Linked DNA regions of Homo sapiens: regions 1, 3 and 4 are each linked to region 2. A link is an interaction called in ENCODE POLR2A ChIA-PET data of the cell type or tissue named here. Cell type or tissue: Panc1. All regions are shown on one strand. Region 1 overlaps MICU1 (mitochondrial calcium uptake 1). Region 2 has its middle 4.1 kb from the start of MCU. Region 3 overlaps MICU1 (mitochondrial calcium uptake 1). Region 4 overlaps MICU1 (mitochondrial calcium uptake 1).

The links. ChIA-PET counts read pairs that join two places held together with the same protein. Peaks named below come from ENCODE experiments on the same cell type or tissue, not always from the same donor. Only the 100,000 strongest peaks of a DNase experiment are listed, where the experiment ranks them.
Region 1: POLR2A ChIA-PET joins it to region 2 with 5 read pairs; 3 of 35 experiments call an interaction of 5 or more read pairs at or near these places.
Region 3: POLR2A ChIA-PET joins it to region 2 with 6 read pairs; 4 of 35 experiments call an interaction of 5 or more read pairs at or near these places.
Region 4: POLR2A ChIA-PET joins it to region 2 with 5 read pairs; 3 of 35 experiments call an interaction of 5 or more read pairs at or near these places.

What each region holds. Positions count from the first base shown.
Region 1 is chr10:72,395,536-72,398,035 of GRCh38, reverse strand. All of the region lies in intron 10 of MICU1 (mitochondrial calcium uptake 1), which reads left to right. Among named protein-coding and RNA genes, the nearest start is that of DNAJB12, 42 kb to the right of the region's middle. In Panc1, no CTCF peak of the experiment used is centred here; no DNase peak of the experiment used is centred here.
Region 2 is chr10:72,686,811-72,689,310 of GRCh38, reverse strand. No RefSeq gene overlaps it. Among named protein-coding and RNA genes, the nearest start is that of MCU, 4.1 kb to the left of the region's middle. In Panc1, no CTCF peak of the experiment used is centred here; a DNase peak (open chromatin) is centred at 970.
Region 3 is chr10:72,501,502-72,504,001 of GRCh38, reverse strand. The region is part of intron 6 of MICU1 (mitochondrial calcium uptake 1); the gene reads left to right. Among named protein-coding and RNA genes, the nearest start is that of MICU1, 120 kb to the left of the region's middle. In Panc1, no CTCF peak of the experiment used is centred here; no DNase peak of the experiment used is centred here.
Region 4 is chr10:72,513,652-72,516,151 of GRCh38, reverse strand. The region is part of intron 5 of MICU1 (mitochondrial calcium uptake 1); the gene reads left to right. Among named protein-coding and RNA genes, the nearest start is that of MICU1, 110 kb to the left of the region's middle. In Panc1, no CTCF peak of the experiment used is centred here; no DNase peak of the experiment used is centred here.

The DNA of each region.
Region 1 (2,500 bases), 290 kb after region 2:
TACTTCCAATTATGTGGTCAATTTTAGAATAAGTGTGATGTGGTGCTGAGAAGAATGTATATTTTGTTGATTTGGGGTGGAGAGTTCTGTAGATGTCTATTAGGTCCACTTGGTGCAGAGCTGAGTTCAGGTCCTGGATATCCTTGTTAACATTCTGTCTCATTGATCTGTCTAGTATTGACAGTGGGGTGTTAAAGTCTCCCGTTATTATTGTGTGGGAGTCCAGGTCTCTTTGTAGGTCTCTAAGGACTTGCTTTATGAATCTGGGTGCTCCTGTATTGGGTGCATATATATTTAGGATAGTTAGCTCTTCTTGTTGAATTGATCCCTTTACCATTATGTGATGGCCTTCTTTGTCTCTTTTGATCTTTGTTGGTTTAAAGTCTGTTTTATCAGAGACTAGGGTTGCAACCACTGCTTTTTTTTGTTTTCCATTTCCTTGGTAGATCTTCCTCCATCCCTTTATTTTGAGCCCATGTGTGTCTTTGCACATGAGATGGGTCTCCTAAATACAGCACACTGATGCATCTTGATTCTTTATCCAATTTGCCAGTCTGTATCTTTTAATTGGGGCATTTAGCCCATTTACATTTAAGGTTAATATTGCTATGTGTGAATTTGATTCTGTCATTATGATGTTCGCTGGTTATTTTGCCCATTAATTGATGCAGTTTCTTCATAGCATCGATGGTCTTTGCAATTTGGCCTGTTTTTGCAGTGGCTGGTATCGGTTGTTTCTTTCCATGTTTAGTGCTTCCTTCAGGAGCTCTTATAAGGCAGGCTTGGTGGTGACAAAATCTCTCAGCATTTGCTTGTTTGTAAAGGATTTTATTTCTCCTTCACTTATGAAGCTTAGTTTGGCTGGATATGAAATTCTGGGTTGAAAATTATTTTCTTTAAGAATGTTGAATATTGGCTCCCACTCTCTTCTGGCTTGTAGGGTTTCTGCTGAGACATCTGCTGTTAGTCTGATGGGCTTCCCTTTGTGGGTAACTCGACCTTTCTCTCTGCTGCTCTTAACACTTTTTCCTTCATTTCAACCTTGGTGAATCTGACAACTGTGTCTTGGGGTCCCTCTTCTCAAGGAGTATCTTTGTGGTGTTCTCTGTATTTCCTGAATTTGAATGTTGGCCTGCCTTGCTAGGTTGGGGAAGTTCTCCTGGATAATATCCTGAAGAGTGTTTTCCAGCTTTGTTCCATTCTCCCCATCACTTTCAGGTACATCAATCAAATGTAGATTTGGTCTTTGCACATAGTCCCATATTTCTTGGAGGCTTTGTTCATTTCTTTTAACTCTGTTTTCTCTAACCTTGTCTTCTCGCTTTATTTCATTAATTTGATCTTCAATCACTGATACCCTTTCTTCCACTTGATCGAATCAGCTATTGAAGCTTGTGCATGCGTCATGAAGTTCTCATGCCATGGTTTTCAGCTCCATCAGGTTATTTAAGGTCTTCTCTACACTGTTTATTCTAATTAGCCATTCGTCTAATCTTTTTTCAAGGTTTTTAGCTTCCTCGCGATGGGTTTGGACATCCTTTAGCTCAGAGAAGTTTGTTATTACTGACCTTCTGAAGCCTACTTCTGTCAACTCATCAAAGTCATTCTCCGTCTAGCTTTGTTCCGTTGCTGGCGAGGAGCTGCGATCCTTTGGAGGAGAAGAGGCGCTCTGCTTTTTAGAATTTTCAGCTTTTCTGCTCTGGTTTCTCCCCATCTTTGTGGTTTCATCTACCTTTGGTCTTTGATGTTGGTGACCTACAGCTGGGGTTTTGGTGTGGACGTCCTTTTTGTTGATGTTGATGCTATTCCTTTCTGTTTGTTAGTTTTCCTTCTAACAGTCAGGTCCCTCAGCTGCAGGTCTGTTGGAGTTGGCTGGAGGTCCACTCCAGACCCTGTTTGCCTGGGTATCACCAGCAGAGGCTGCAGAACAGCAAATATTGCTGCTTGATCCTTCCTCTGGAAGCGTCCTCCCAGAGAGGCAGCCGCCTGTATGAGGTGTCTGTCGGCCCCTACTGGGAGTTGTCTCCCAGTTAGGCTACACAGGGGTCAGAGACCCACTTGAGGAGGCAGTCTGTCTGTTCTCAGAGCTCAGATGCCATCTTGGGAGAACAACTGCTCTCTTCAGAGCTGTCAGACAGGGACATTTAAGTCAGCAGAAATTTCTGCTGGCTTTTGTTCAGCTATGCCCTGCCCATAGAGGTGGAGTCTAGAGGCTGTAGGCCTGTTGAGCTGTGGTGGGCTCCACCCAGTTTGAGCTTCCCAGCTGCTTTGTTTACCTAATCAAGCCTCAGCAATGGCAGATGCCCCTCCCCCAGCCAGGCTGCTGGCTTGCAAATCAATCTCAGACTGCTGCGCTAGCAGTGAGCAAGGCTCCGTGGGCATGGGAACCTCCAAGCCAGGCACAGGAGAGAATCACCTTGCCTACCGGTTGCTAAGACCTTGGGAACAACACAGTATTTGGGTGGGAGTGTCCCATTTTTCCAGGTAGTCTGTCATGGCT
Region 2 (2,500 bases):
GGCTTGCTTGGGCCCAGGAAATTTGAGGTTATGGTGAGCTATGATCATGGCACTGCACTCTAGCCTGGGTGAGAGAGCGAGACTCTCTCTCTTAAAAAAAAATTATTCTATCTATACTTTTTTATTATATAATATATATATTTTTATTTATATATGTGTATATATATATTTTTTTGAGACGAAGTCTCACTCTATCGCCCAGGCTGGAGGGCAGTGGCACGATTTTGGCTCACTGCAAGCTTTGTCTCCTGGGTTCAGAGGCGATCCTCTCGCCTCAGCCTCCTGAGTAGCTGGGAATACAGGTGTTGCACCACCACGCCCAGCTAATTTTTGTATTTTTGGTAGAGATGGGGGTTTCACCACGTTGGCCAGGCTGGTCTTGAACTCCTGACCTCAAGTGATTCTCCCACCTCAGCCTCCCAAAATGCTTGGATTACAGGTGCTATCTATACATTTAAATAATATAGATAACACAGTATAGATGACCCTTTTTAAAGTAATTTATATATATGTATAACTTAGATAGATGGTAATTTCCAGAAGAAAACATGTTACCTCTGGGAAGTTTTAAGGGGTAGCTATTCTTCTGAATGGTTTAAAGTATTCTCATCTGCTTGAATTTAAGATGTATATGTATACACATCTTACAATTTATATATATATGAAAAGTAAATTGTTCTCACCTGCATATTACTTTGTAATTTTAAAAACATGGTCACTAAAACCAACATGGCTGCAGAATTGTTTTCTGTGCCAACTCTTAAGCACAGGTTGATCTTTTTTTTTTTTTTTTTTTTTTAAGCTAAAACTAATCAGAACAGGCTTCCTGGAGCAAGAAACCTTAACTAGGTTCTCTACTATCTTTTTTTTTTTTTTAAGCTAAAACTAATCAGAACAGGCTTCCTGGAGCATGAAACCTTAACTGGGTTCTCTACTAAAATGTACACTGACGTCAGCTCTCAAGTATGACTCAACTCAGTGGAGTATTTGCCTAAACATTCCAGAATAGCTAGGGTAGGTGATGCACACGGTTCATTGACATGATCAGGAAAGCATAAAAGGAATCTGCCCAGAGATCTAGGGGCTGCATTTCATTGTTTACTGATAATACGAATTATTATTCAAGTGAAATCAACAGTATTTAACAGGAAAAGGTATACGAAGAGGAAAGCCAAAAGGAAAGGGTTTCGCCTTCCAATATTTATCACGAACCACAGCCTAGACCTGTTTGCTGGCTATGCTTTACTGTTTTTCCAGATGTTTTTATTCCCATTTCTCCTCATATATCCACCTGCAGTCATCTCTTCATCACTACCACGCCTGTTCCCATGACTTCCTAGTTTCTGTGATGATTTCTGTCTTTTTTCTGTCAGCTCCTCTGGATCATAAATATTTCTAGTCAGTGTAGTTGAGAAGGGTTCTACTCTTAAACTGCAGGACATATATTTTTCTGTCTATATCTATATTTATTTTCACTTCACACACACACACACACACACACACACACACACAATTTTTCCTTCCTCATTTTTCTCTTTTTTCTTCCTCCAACACTCCCATTTCCCTTACTCTAATATAGATTTCGACCCTACTCTAAATCAGAGATACCAGCCTGGGCAACATGGCAAGACCCTAGCTCTACAAAAAAATTAGCCAGGTGTGGTGATGCGTGTCAGTACTCTCAGCTACTGAGGAGGCTGAGGTGAGAGGATCCCTTAAACCCAGGAGTTGGAGGCTTCAGTAAGCTATGATAGGGCCACTGATAGGGCCTGGATGACAGAGTAAGATTATGTCTCAAAAAAGTGAATAAATAAAAATACTAAGTCAGAGATAGATTTATATATTCCCTGTAAAATGTTTTGTGTGGAAGGAGGCTCATGTCCTGGTCTCCAAAGGATGACAGACTCCACATTCATTTTATAACTTAGTGGCCTTATAATCTAACATTGTTTTAGGTCAGGAACATCCAATCTGCAAGTTTTTCTGTCTAGAGCAGAACTCCAGGAAAACATTGAGTTGAGAAGGGCAGGGCTTGTTCAAATAGGATTATCTTTGTTCGTGTTTCTCGGAATCTGAGAGGCTGGCAGCATACTTTAAAGCTGTCCTTTTTGTGTTCCGTTGACGTGTGGTCTCCCGTAATCTTCTGCTTACTAGACTTCTTGATATAGGAAGTCTTTTGTCTCTATCAGAAGTGATTTAAGGGGTGGGACACTAATTTTACACTTAAATAAACCACACCTCCTAAGTGAATAAGAATTCGGCTCACATTCTTATGGGACCCAACACCATCCATTCCAGAGCATTTAAAAGGGCCAAAAGATCACAACTTTCTCTAATAGGGTTGAACTACAAAAAAATCCCAAACTGGTAAAGTGGCTCCTCTCTCAGCAATCCCCTGCCCAGATATCTTTTTTTTTTTTTTGAGATGGAGTCTCACTCTGTGGTCCAGGCTGGAGTACAGTGGTGTGATCTCGGCTCACTGCAACCTCTGCCTCCTGGG
Region 3 (2,500 bases), 190 kb after region 2:
TTCCATTTGGTTGTATCATTTCTGATTTCTTTCAGCAGTGTTTTGTGGTTCTCCTTGTAGAGATCTTTCACCTTCTTGGTCACGTATATTCCTAGGGTGTATGTGTGTGTGTGTGTGTGTGTGTGTGTGTGTGTGTCTATTGTAAATGGAATTGAGTTCTTGATTTGGCTCTCAGCTTGAAAGTTATTGGTGTGTAAAAATGCTACTGATTTTTGTACATTGATTTTGTATCCTGAAACTTCAGTAAAGTCATTTTTCAGGTCTAGGAGCCTTTTGGCAGAGTATTTTGGGTTTTCTAGGTATAGAATCATATTGTCAGTGAAGAGATAATGTGGCTTCTTATTTCCCTATTTGGATGCCTTTTATTTTTTTCTCTTGCCTGATATTACTACTGGTTTTAAACATTTGATTATAACATGCCTTTAGGATTTCTCACTCTTAGCACTGTTGATATTTTGGGCAGGATAATTCATTATTGTGAGGGCTGTCCAGTTCACTTTAGGATATTTAGCAACATTCCTGACCTCTGCTTGCTAGATGCCAGCAGCACAGCCTACACCCTCCCCCAGCTATGACAAGCAAAACTGTCTCCAGATATTGCTAAATGTCGTCTATGTGCTGGGGGTGGGGAAGAATCATCCCTGTCTGAGAACCACTTGTTTATTTTTGGCACATGTTCTTTTTAATTATGATGTGCCTTGATGCAGTTTTCTTCATGTTTCTTGTCTTTGGGTTCATTGAGCTTTTTAGACCTGTGCCTTTATATGTTTCTTCAAATACTTTTTCTATGATCTCCCTTCCTCTCCCGCTGAGACTCCAGTGACATATTTTCCTCAAATCAACCCTATAAGTTTATACTATTGTTACTTTCATTTTACAAATGAGGAAATTGAGGCATACAGAGGGTTAAAGAACCTGTCCCTAGACCCACAGTGAGTAAGGAGACAGTTTAGGATTCGAACCCAGGCCAACCCCAGCATCTGGGCTCCTGTCACTTGACATTACTGCTGTGGTCACATATTCAGCAGTGTTAAGCTGTAACTTCAGTGCTGCTTCTTTGTCTAAGGCTGAACTACGGAAAGGCTGGTCATAAACTCTCCTATAGATAGTGGGCAGTTCAAGCATCCTTGCAATCTGAGTTTTGCACACTGCATTGTCTACTTTATCTATTATAACAAGATGGGGAGAAATATGAGAAATGACATTGAGATCAGTTCTTTCCCATGTTCAGATTGCCGCTAGGATGACAGGAAATGAGGCACTCAGTGACTCTCCTTTCTTGTGGGTAACAAGGGATCATTACAGTCTAAATACACTAAATGGTTCCCAAGTCATCTGCGAGAGGGCACCCAATACCCTAGGGAAAATCTTTGCCAGGGAGTGGCTTGGGAATAGGGAAAGTACATTAGCATATGCATTCATCTGTTACTCTGATGGATAGCAGGGCCACAGAAAACCAGCTAGAACAGTGCAAAGGGCATCAGCCAGATGCTGTGGGACCGCCATATTTCTGAGGAGCTGTTTTCATTCAAAGTTAACGGAATAAGGCTGGGCGCGGTGGCTCACACCTGTAATCTCGGCACTTTGGGAGGCTGAGGTGGGTGGATAACTTGAGGTCAGGAGTTCGAGACCAGCCTGGCCAACATGGCGAAACCCCATCTCCACTAAAAAATACAAAAATTAGCCGGGCATGGTGGTACATACCTGTAGTCCCAGCTACTCAGGAGGCTGAGGCAGGAAAATTGCTTAAACCTGGGAAGCAGAGGTTGCAGTGAGCTGAGGTTGCGCCACTGCACTCCAGCCTGGAAGACAGAGCGAGACTGACTCAAAAAAAAAAAAAAAACAAAAAAAAAAACAGCAAAACAAAGTTAATGAACTCACAGGTGTTCAAGAAATCGCCATCATTTTGAAGAATATGAACACTGTGCTCTAATGGATTGAAACTTGAATCCTCAAAGTAGCTTATGAACTACTATGTGGTCTAAAATAAAAGTCAACAACTACATATAGGAAATCATGTGGGTTTTTTTCTTGACTTAAAAATAAAATTAAGAAAGCTGTTTTTCTAAAGAAAGCATGTTATGCAATATAATTTCTTCCATTAGAGTTAATTCTTCTTATTTAAACTTTTTGGAAGTTTGGTTTTTCTAAATAAGAGTTTCTAGGACACGTATCCAGAATAACAATCAATCTGGCAGAAATATCTCGTGCTTACAATAAGCAGTGGCATGAATTTCTTACTCTTCTCTGTATGTGATTCGGGTAATGGGCCTTCCTTGGCCAACCTACACGTTTAAACACCTTTTATTCCATTTCACTCATACAACACACATCTCCTAAACCTCTTTCTTTATTTTTTCTCCTTGGCACATATCACTATTTAACATTTCATATAATTTATTTTTTATACTGTTATTGTCCATTTTCCAATCTAGAATATAAGCTGCATGACTGATTATAAATTTGTAATGATATTCACTACAGACATATCTATATTAAG
Region 4 (2,500 bases), 170 kb after region 2:
ATACCATCTCGTGCCAGTTAGAATGGCAATCATTAAAAAGTCAGGAAACAACAGATGCTGGAGAGGATGTGGAGAAATAGGAACACTTTTACATTTATTATATATTTTAATTTTGTAATGATCAGAATAAAATACTACTAAGCAATAAAAGTGAACTACTGATGATTACAGTGTGGATGAATCTTCCCCACATTATGCTGAGCCAAAGAAGCAGGACACCAAAGTATATACTAGTGATACCATTTATATCAATTTCTAGAACAGGCAAAACTCATCTATGGTGAAAATATGGTAGGAATTTATTATGGAGGGGCATAAAAGAACTTTCGGAAGTGATGGAAATGTTCCATATCTTGATAAAGACGTCTATTATACATTAGATTTTTGCTTTTCAACATATGTAGATTTTCCTTAAAAAAGTAACAAATGTTGGACTCTAGATGACATAGATATGTTTGTTTTCTGCAGAGATGGGATTAGCAGTTGTGAAACTACTTTTTGTGTATTCTAAGCTTGAATAAATATATTGATGATAATGGGAACCAGGTTTCTCATTTTTGGAGAAGGTAGTAACAAGTGTGTGAGGGATAAGACCAAATTGTTTCCTAGAAAGGAATTATAGGTATCAACATGAATTCATAGTTTGTGATAGCTAGATATGAATCTAATCACAAAGAAACATCAGCCTAATTCAAAATGAGAGATATTCTACAATATAACTCACCTGTGCCTTTTAAAACTGTCAAGGTTAAGAAGTACAAAGAGAGAAAAAATGACACAGCGGGGAACTCCAAAACCACATCCCGCCATTAAACCAAAAATTAAGCTGCCAAAAATTGTCAGTCAACTTGTTCAGATCTCTAGAATCTAACGAAAGACTTAAAACAACCAGGAGAACGCTTTAAAAGAAAGAAGCTGCTAAAATTTGTTCACAGAACATTGTATTTTAACTTACCTGGTGACCACCCCAAGTCCCCAGTGCAATGGCAGCTGTAAGGATGGCGGCCCATGTTCCTGACAGAGTTTGCTTGTGTCAGAACGAGCAATGTGGATCATGTTCTTGGATGACTCTGGATGTGGGCATCAACCTGTCTGGTGGCTCCCTAAGGAATCAGCTTTGAGGCTTGCCTTTGTTTCACCTGCTTCAGAGCTTTTAGGGGACTGGGGCAGCATTTGTCAGAAAGATTTAAAGGTAAATAATACTGTAGCAGCTGGGACAAGCAGACAAACCAAATAGCCTGGGAAGGAAGAGGCTTTGTAAGGAGATACATGGGAGAACAAGTGATTTGAAATGCTTCACCATATACAGGGGAGTGTAGAAGGCTTAGGGTTGAATGAATGTTCAGAAGAAACCTTAGAAGATCCTGAGCTTTCATGTCTGGCTGACATTTAAGCCCCATGCAAGCCGGAATCTTAAGGCTAAGAGAGAGTTGTAAATGGTCTTGCTAAGTAAGCATTGAAGAAATGCCCAATACAGAGCCAGTCTGAAAAGATCCGGAGAGTATTTTTACCCCTTTCGCTCCAGGCATTTAAGGAAACCTGTCAAATCACTAGTTGCTCACTAAGGTGAACAGAGACTTGAGTGACGACCTATGACAAAGGTCACAGGTCTTTACAAGAAGAGTTTAATAAAGTCATTAAACAAACAACTACAACCCACAGTAAGTAGCAACAACAAACCCTGAGGAAGGGGAAGAATGCGATTTCGAGAGTTACCACATTATAATATACAAAATGTCCAGTTTCAACAAGAAATTATGCATACATAGAAACAATAAATTACAGCCCAATCACAGAAAGAAAAAAAAAAGAAATAGGGAGTATCCTTGAGGAGGCACGGACATTATATGTACTACTCAAAGACTTTAGATCAACTGCCTAAAGTATAGTTAAGTAGCTAAAAGGATGATGTATGAACTAACAGAAAATTTCAATAGATACATAGAAATTGTTTAAAAGATACCAAATAGAAGTTCTGGAACTGAAAAGTACAAGAGCTGAGTTGAAAAATTGACTAGAGGGATTCAACCAGCAAACTTGAGCAGGCAGAAGAAAGAATTAGTGAACTTGAAGATATAGGTCAATTGATATTATCTAGTCTGAGGCAGAGAGGAAAAAGAATGAAAAAAAAAATGCACAGAGCTGAAGAGACTTATACTTTAAAATGTTTATAGTGGTAAATTTTGTTATATGCATTTTACTGCAATTTTTTTAAATTACAAAAATGTAAATGATGTGGTACTGGCATAAACACAGACAATGGAAGAAAATTGAGAGTTCAGAAATAAACCCACACATCTATGGTTAATTGAATTTCAACAAGCATGTAAGACAGTGGTAAAAGGTCATACCATTTCAACAAATGGTATAAGGTCCACTAGATATTCACGTACAAAAGAATGAAGGTGAACCCCCTACTTCACATTATATACAAAATTTAACTCAAAATGGATCAATAACCTAAAAAAAAAGAGCAAATGCTGTAAAACCCTTAGTAGAA